Regions from separate parts of the Homo sapiens genome. Here region 2 is linked to region 1. The links are chromatin contacts, found by Hi-C or POLR2A ChIA-PET in ENCODE. All regions are on one chromosome and are shown on one strand. Each heading gives the region's core, a stretch centred on a gene start or an enhancer-like site at or near the end of the contact. The rest is flanking DNA. Distances are from core to core; before and after follow the strand shown.

Region 1 (4,070 bases), core at 493-2,992:
GGCTTTTCTGACTCCAGCCTGGATAACAGGCTGTCGTCCAGGCTGGAGTGCAGTGGCACGATCTTGGCTCACTGCAACCTCCGCCTCCTGGGTTCAAGCAATTCTCCTGCCTCAGCCTCCGGAGTAGCTGGGATTACAGGCACTCGCCATAATGCCCAGCTAATTTTTGTATTTTTGTAGAGATGCAGTTTCACCATGTTGGCCAGGCTGGTCTCAAATTCCTGACCTCAACTGATCCACCTGCCGTGGCCTCTCAAAGTGCTGGGATTACAGGCATGAGCCATCTTGCCTGGCCCTCTGGCTTGTCTTTCAAAGAAAAAACACAAAAGTGCTGGGATTACCTGGTGAAAAAAAGACAAACTGCTTGGATTACAGGTGTGAGCTACCACACCTGGCCCTCTGGCTTGTCTTTCAAAGAAAAAAAAAGCCTCCATTACAGCTTGCCAGCTGCAAGGGAGAAATTAAGGGGGAAAAAATGCTAACTTCCTCAACTCTTGCACCAATTACCAAAAAACCCCAGAATTTATTGTTCTAGTTTATCTTAATGTTCTGTTTTTAGAAATCCAAGCATTCTAAATCCCAGACATTTGACTTTAAAGAGTCTCTGTACCAGCAGAAGTTATATTCAACATTTTGTGTGTGTGCACACAGTTTTTATCAAATTATTTTAGTCTGTGATTCCCTCACCACACTGAATGGAGGAGTATTATGTTCTTCCATGAAGTTAGAATTTAGAGCAACATCTTGCTAAATAGAAGCTATATCAATGTAAACTGTCAAATGCCAAGTATTTGTTGGTATATTTAGAAAGAGAAAGAAATACAAAACAATTAACATTAAAGACTTTAATTAATATATGGTTTATAGTTAAGTCCAGATATGGTCCAATCTTCTATACCTTCTTCATATTGGAGACTGTATACTATAAATGAATAGTCATAATCTTGAACTTAAATCATTGCAAAATTATGCATTTACATTTACATTATCAAATAAAAATTATATTATGCCAATATAGTTTAGTGTTAATTTGAATTTCAATTATTAGAAAACGGGTAACCCATGAATTGCCTATTTATAGGTTTTCTGCATTGCCTTCTCAAGTATAATATTCTGCCTAATCACCAGGAGATTCCTTATAAGCAGGAAGAACAAAACTCAGGACTGCTTTGTCTATTCTCCGAGTCTTTAGAGTTGGTTGGTTGTAGCTGATGCACGCTAAATGTGAGGCTTGGGGTCTCCTGGTCAGCACACTGGGGTCCCATTGTTACCTGCACCTCCGAGATTACCAAGGTCAGTCTCTTCCTCCCTCTCTACCCCTCACTCTCCTCTCTCCCTCCCTCCCTTCCTTCCTCCGTTCTTTCCTTCCTTCCTTCTCTCTCTCTCTCACACACACACACCCTCCACACACACGCTTCATGAATACACTGTCCCTCCACTAACGCACGACTCGCTCCTCACAGCACAACTTGGATCAGTCTCAGACCCCTAAAGGTCTCTCGCATGGGGTCGCCATTCTTCCTACTTTGTGCTCAAGGCGCAGGATCTGGAGTTCTCGGTTTCCAAGCAAGACTGGTCGAGTCTAGGTCGGATTGGCTGCGATAGAACGAGGGGCAGGGGTTGTACCGAATCACAAAGCTAGGATTTTCATCTCTCTCTCTCGTTCTCTCTTAGTCTCCGCCCTCGAATCCTGGCAACAGGCGCGGTGAGTTTTTCTGAGAGGAACCCGGCCTGGGGTTGCTATGGAGATAGGACGCAGCAACTCACAGAGCAACCAGGACCCAGAAATCGCTTAAGAGACCGCGGCAAAGTAACTTAACTGAGTTGCCTTCTTCCATATTTTCACGCCCCTTTCATCCAGAACATTTTTTTTCTTGAACTGCTTCCATGGAGGACTCAACCTCCCCGAAGCAAGAAAAAGAAAACCAAGAAGAACTAGGGGAAACAAGGCGGCCATGGGAAGGAAAGACAGCAGCTTCTCCCCAATATTCTGAGCCTGAGTCGTCTGAGCCCTTGGAGGCGAAGCAGGGGCCAGAAACTGGACGCCAGTCCCGAAGCAGCCGTCCTTGGAGCCCGCAGTCTAGAGCCAAGACGCCTCTGGGTGGCCCCGCGGGACCAGAAACATCATCACCTGCTCCTGTCTCTCCGCGGGAGCCCTCTTCCTCTCCTTCTCCCCTGGCTCCGGCCAGACAAGACCTCGCGGCACCACCTCAGTCGGACAGGACCACGAGTGTGATTCCTGAAGCTGGGACACCTTATCCTGATCCTTTGGAACAATCATCTGATAAAAGAGAATCAACTCCTCATCACACAAGCCAGTCAGAAGGAAACACCTTTCAACAGTCTCAGCAACCCAAACCCCACCTGTGTGGACGAAGGGACGTGAGCTATAACAACGCTAAACAGAAAGAGCTGAGATTTGACGTTTTTCAGGAGGAAGACTCAAACAGTGACTATGATTTACAGCAGCCGGCGCCTGGGGGCTCTGAAGTGGCCCCCAGCATGCTTGAGATCACCATTCAGAATGCTAAGGCTTACCTGCTGAAGACTAGCAGCAATTCGGGCTTTAATCTGTAAGTCTCAGAGGGAAAAAAGATAAATGTTTGGCAAAGCAAGAGGGTGTGTGAGTATCTCTGTGTGAGAGTGTGTTTCTGTGGGTGAATCAAAATATATTTGAAAGATTGTGTTAGTAAAAGAGAGTTAATGACATAACTCTGGATCACATGACTCAAAACAGGTCATTAATGGAGATTCTTGTACCTTCTTTTTCTTAACCTTTTTTTTTTTTTGTCCTTTTCCTCCAGCTTCTTTAAAGACCCTAGGCACACAACAAAATAAAACTTAGGAATTATGGAATCTCGGGCTTGAAAAAGACCATAAAGACCATAAAGTCCAAGCATCTCTCCAGGATGCTTGTGAAAAATAATTGTCTACCAGTGAAAGCAATCACGTCTCTCATCTGTAGATGCTATTGCTTGCATGGCTTTTGAGTTCCCAACCCAGGCAGTGCTAGGGTGACCACCATCTCAGTTTGGCTGAGCGCTGAAAGTTCTTTATCCTAAGAAACCCCTTAGTCCTCGCAAACTCGGAGAATTGGTCACTATACAAGCTACCTGGAACACATGCCATTTTATCCAAGTCTCTTAAAATGTGATGATCAATAGTCTACATATGTTCTGCCCATCCCATTATAGCTTTAATTTTAGAACTTATGACATGTATAGATTTCTATAGATTTTTGCTTCCAGAGTTACATAATGATAGGGTCAGTAGAATTTTAGGGCTAGAAGGGCTTTTGGAAAACATCTAATACAACTCATTTGTTTTTGTAAATGAGGAGACCAAGTCATGGAGAACCTAATTTGCTCAAGATTCCAGTGGCTAACAACACTTACCGACTCTTACCTCTCCCTCCATCACTAAGCTCTAGCCCCATGGCTGTTCCCTCTGCCCAGAAGGCTTCTTTTCTAAGTCTTTGGCTGGCTGGCTCCTCATTCTTCAGAACTCAGCTTCCATGGAACACTACTAAAAAGCTTATTCTTTTCCTTCATAGCATTTAATGTCATTTATAATTTTTTATACAGAGAGACAGACTTATATTTTAATATCTGACTCTCCCACTAGATTGGAGGCCCCCAGAGAGCAAGGACTCTGAATTTTGTATACCACTATATACTTAGTGGTAGCACAATGCTAGCAACTATTAAGAAGAAATGAATGCTTTTTCTATTCTCTCACTCTACAACAACCAACATAGAAGACTTCTTGTTGTTGCTGTTGGTTTTGTCTTTGTTTTGAGACGGAGCCAGCTCTGTCGCCCAGGCTGGAGTGTAGTGGTGCCATCTCAGCTCACTGCAGCCTCTGCCTCCTGGGTTCAAGCGATTCTCCTACCTCAGCCTCCCAAGTAACTGGGATTACAGGCGTAAGCCACTGCGCCCAGCCTCAACACAGAAGACTTCCGTGACAAAATGTTTGGGGTTCTGTTTCCCTATCCACAAGCAAGCAATCACTTCTGCAGTGGGCACCAACTAGGTGTCCTCCAATTCAATTCTGACATATCCACCTGGAGA
Region 2 (4,070 bases), core at 603-3,102, 360 kb after region 1:
TTAAAGTAATAAAAATTTAAACTTTTAAAGTAGTTCTGATTATAACAGCAATTTCAACAAATTCAGGTCATTTCAAACTACATTAAAATTTATTTCAGTATTTATTTTAACTGATACATATCATTGCACATATTTATGGAGTACAGTATGATGTTTTGATACATGTATATATTGTGTAATGGTCAAATCAGGGTTTTCAGCATACTCATATATTTATCATTTTTGTGTGGTTAGAATATTTGAATTCATCTCTTATAGCTATTTTGAAATACAAAATATTTAACTACATTATTTTAAGCCAACATTATTTGAAACTACAGACGAACAACTCCAAAAACATTACCATAATAAATAACATTTCATTTTTGATGAAAATTGGGAGAAATATTTCAAGATTTGGCAAATAGTATTAATTTTTTAAAAAATAACATGAGTTGTCAGCATGATTGATTTCCAATCCTAGAGGTTCAAAGTGTACAAAGTTGGACAAGATCAGGAAATAATAGAAAGGAATGTATTTCATAAGCCTGTGTCAGTGTCTGAGAATAATTTGAAGATGTTTGCTGTACTGATTAGATTCGGCAGATGGGAGAATTCTTGAGTCAATAACCCAGCCTGATTTTATACAAAGATTCTCACTTCCTGAAAACTTATGAAAGGACATTATATATTTTTAAAGGCTTTACCTCCAGTCTGCATTATATATGAGTGGGGTTCCTATCATAAGATGGCAGAGAATGTAGTTGATCTAATAAAGATTAGGTTGAAAAAGTGATTATTCCCTAAACCTTTTCAGGGTGGAGAGAGTATGGGTGTCAACTTGGTGGAGTGCTGTTTGAGAAGTAGCATTAGGTTTACTTAAACATGGATTTTATGGCACCATATGGATCAAATCTTTCTTCCGTCTACTTTCACTTGTTGTCAATACATACGTTTAAAAAGTAAGAACTCTTCTAAGAACTGAAAAGTCCCACAACAGAAGTCTATTTATCAAGGGCCTCATTTTACAATGAAACTTATCTGTCTCGTTGTTCTGAGTACTGTAAAAATCTAGTTATTTAAAGAATCAATGCAGCAAACCCAGAAATAGTAACTTTTTTATATTCATATATGTATAGTCATTTGGATATAGAAACCAACTTTATACACACACGTAAACATACACACATACCCTCACCAATGGACTTTGGGCTTTAATAACATGATGTTTCTATTAAAATTTAAGTTCCATCCACACACTATGCCAAAAAGTCTCATTAATGTAAAAATGATCATTCAACAACATAGCCTCAAAATTCACAAACACTGCAGCTTTTTACTCCAGAGGTCCTTATATAGATGGGCAAGACTTCTCTTCACTGCAGATATTCCACTGCATCCTTGTAAGACTTGAACTAGACATATATAAGATTATAAACTAGTTATACCCACATTTATGTAGTAGAAATTTGTTTAAAGCACAGTGAGAAAGGCAGCAAAGACCAAAGACACCTCCCCTCTTATAAATAATATTTCTCTTCTTAGGTAAAATAGATTTGTACCTGATCTTTCTAGCGAAAATACTTTTCATCTCTAAAGATGCCAAACTGCCTGTGTTGTGCTCATTCTTCAGCGTGTATGAATGAAAACAAGATAAAACATGGTGTTAACAGATAGCAGAAGAGCCTTGCTCGTAATGGTGCAAGGACAATGAGCATTCCTAATCCCATGCTTGGAACACTCTGCTGCCCCCACATCTGCTGGTCTCCTTTCCTATAGTCATGGGAGCTATTTGGCCATTTTGCTTAAGCGCACACAAGTCAACTGATTCCCCAGTCCCTTTGCCACAGGCCTGCAAGCGTAGGATGGAAAACAATTTCAACATTCGCTGCTTGGACTGCCGCCCTTAGAAGCACATTTGTTGTTCATACATGGTCTTTTGGCTGCCTTCTTTCCCAGCCATCTGTTAAAGGAGACATTGTGCCTGCTCTGATGGGATGGTGCCACTATTTCTAAGAGACTCACAAAGTGTATGTGTCTTAACTACCTGGGCTTTACAAATTTCAAAGCACATTTACTGATTGGTATTGAATTTTAAAAGCAATGCATAATATTTGTTGGTTTGAAAAAATCATTATTAAAGACTATTTCTTAAAGCAGTTTTAGGTTAGCAGTAAATTGTGAGGAAGGTTCCCAGATATGCCAAATATCCCTTCCCCTACACATACATTTTAAAACTCTGTAGAGCTGAGAAATAAGTAAGGGCTACATTCTGTGTCCAGATAACTTGTGAAATTCCCAAAAGAACTATCCAGATCTCCTTTTAGTGGGGGCAGACAATGATATTGAATGCTGCTTTTTCCATGATTGAATGCAGGATATAAATACAGCTGTATGCATCACTGCTTTCTCCTTTCATGTGACCAGCTCTGAGAAAACAGTGACTATACACCTGTTATCCTCTTATCCTCAGGGCTACACATGTCTCATCAATTCACAGAGCTCGTTTATACACTCGGAATAGTTGATTTGTGTATCATTGATTATGCTTCAGTCCATGAGAGCCAAATTTTCATTGGCAAGCCATATTAGCACTGAGAGTTCATGTATGTGGTAATAGATTTGCTCTATGACATTCCCAAGGACTGGGATTGCCTTTCCAAAGACGGTTGGGTTGAGCTTTTTGTAGCTTTCAGCTTGTACATTTTTGAAGTTTGCCATTTCCCTTTTCAAGTTTCCGATGTGCTTTTCCCCAGATTCCTAAGCATTCCCAGGCAGAGTCTGAGCCTGTCCCCAGGTCTCTGTCAGGTTTCATCTTTCCACTGGATAGGTCATCATGTTTTGCAGCCAGCTTGTGTATCCTTCTGCACTTGGCTGATGACCATTTCACATATTGACATCTGGATCGGAAAGCAAAGCTAATTTGGGAAGCAAGACTAACAAAGCCAGCCAAATACCACCTGAATGAACTCTAGCACTGACTCAAACAATAAAAATTGTTATTGTGTGTGATTACCACCAAATTTTATCATTTCTAAGTCTTGTTCCTCCAAAATTCCAGTTAAAGTAATAATTTCTTAACTGAGACTAACACATTAAAAGAATAATCTAAAACCATGTATTTTTTTGGTAAAGGATTACCAAATTTATAGTATTGTGTTCATGCTCAGGACTAGATGATTATTATTTATCTTATATAGAAAGTAGAATCTATCATCTTTTTAACAAACAGATGTGGTAGGTGATGAAGATACATTATCTCACTTCATCCAGGGGGATTTTGTTCAGGTGATGGGTAGCTGTAAGTGAAGTGGTTGCATATTGTGTGAAGAGCAGTCCTCATGCAGAGTGCCAGGCTAGGCAGGGAAGATCTAGAAGAGGAGTAACTGGGTGGAAAGGGCAAACAGCAGAGGGAAGTTCTCATGAGCTGAACAGTGGTAATGGGATAGCAAGCAGTGAAATGAGCTCACTGACCAGTTCAGGAGAGTGTAATAGGCGCCTTGTAACTGAGGATGAGCAATCTGATCTCAGAGCCCCATGCAACAGGAAGCTATGACTGGTTCTGTGTACTGGGCTAGGGTGTGGTAATCGAGACTACTTATGATCTGTTTGTGTTCCCCCCAAACTAATATGTTAAAGCCCAATCCCCAGTGTAACGGTATTAAGAAGTGGGGCCTAATCAGGTAATTAGGTCACAAAGAGAGAGCCCTCATGAATGAAATTAATTCCCTTGTAAAAGAGCCCCCAGAGAGGTCACTGTAACTTTTTACCATAACTTCACATGTCCCTTCTGCCATGTGAAGTTACAGTGAAAAGACTGCCATTTATGAATCAGGAAATGGGTCCTCACCAGACACGGAGTCTGCCAGTGCCTTTATCTTGGACTTACCAGTATCCAGAACTGTGAGGAGTGTTTGTTGTTTCTAATCCACCCAGTTTACGGCATTTTGTTATAGCAGTTTGAATGGATTAAGACACGAATTAAGGCTTAGGCTGAATGTAGCCTAAAAAATTACATCACAGTGGGACAGAGCCTAGGAAGGCTTACGGCTGATTGCAAACCTGAGGTGTTCTAGCCTACAAATGGGTAG

What was found. Hi-C counts contacts between places; a loop is a spot of excess contacts on that map. ChIA-PET counts read pairs that join two places held with the same protein, here RNA polymerase II (POLR2A). Pooled maps may share reads with other maps.
Region 2: a map with no recorded cell type shows a loop between it and region 1 (4-fold over the local background). The contact joins the enhancer-like site here to the promoter of RSPH4A in region 1. A Hi-C loop is called at or near these places in 1 of 168 maps with a recorded cell type or tissue (endothelial cell of umbilical vein), 3 of 37 single-sample maps with no recorded cell type and 10 of 50 pooled maps. POLR2A ChIA-PET finds 5 or more read pairs at or near these places in 1 of 52 experiments (A549).

What each region holds. Positions count from the first base shown.
Region 1 is chr6:116,614,737-116,618,806 of GRCh38, forward strand. It overlaps RSPH4A (radial spoke head component 4A), which reads left to right and starts at 1,743. Exons shown (of 6, transcript NM_001010892.3): 1 at 1,743-2,573. The coding sequence starts at 1,888. RefSeq lists enhancers at 1,793-1,892, 1,943-2,062.
Region 2 is chr6:116,972,324-116,976,393 of GRCh38, forward strand. No RefSeq gene overlaps it. Among named protein-coding and RNA genes, the nearest start is that of RFX6, 97 kb to the left of the region's middle. Within about 2 kb of position 1,853, at least 2 of the 41 ENCODE cell types and tissues checked have a DNase peak (open chromatin) inside an H3K27ac peak, as active enhancers do.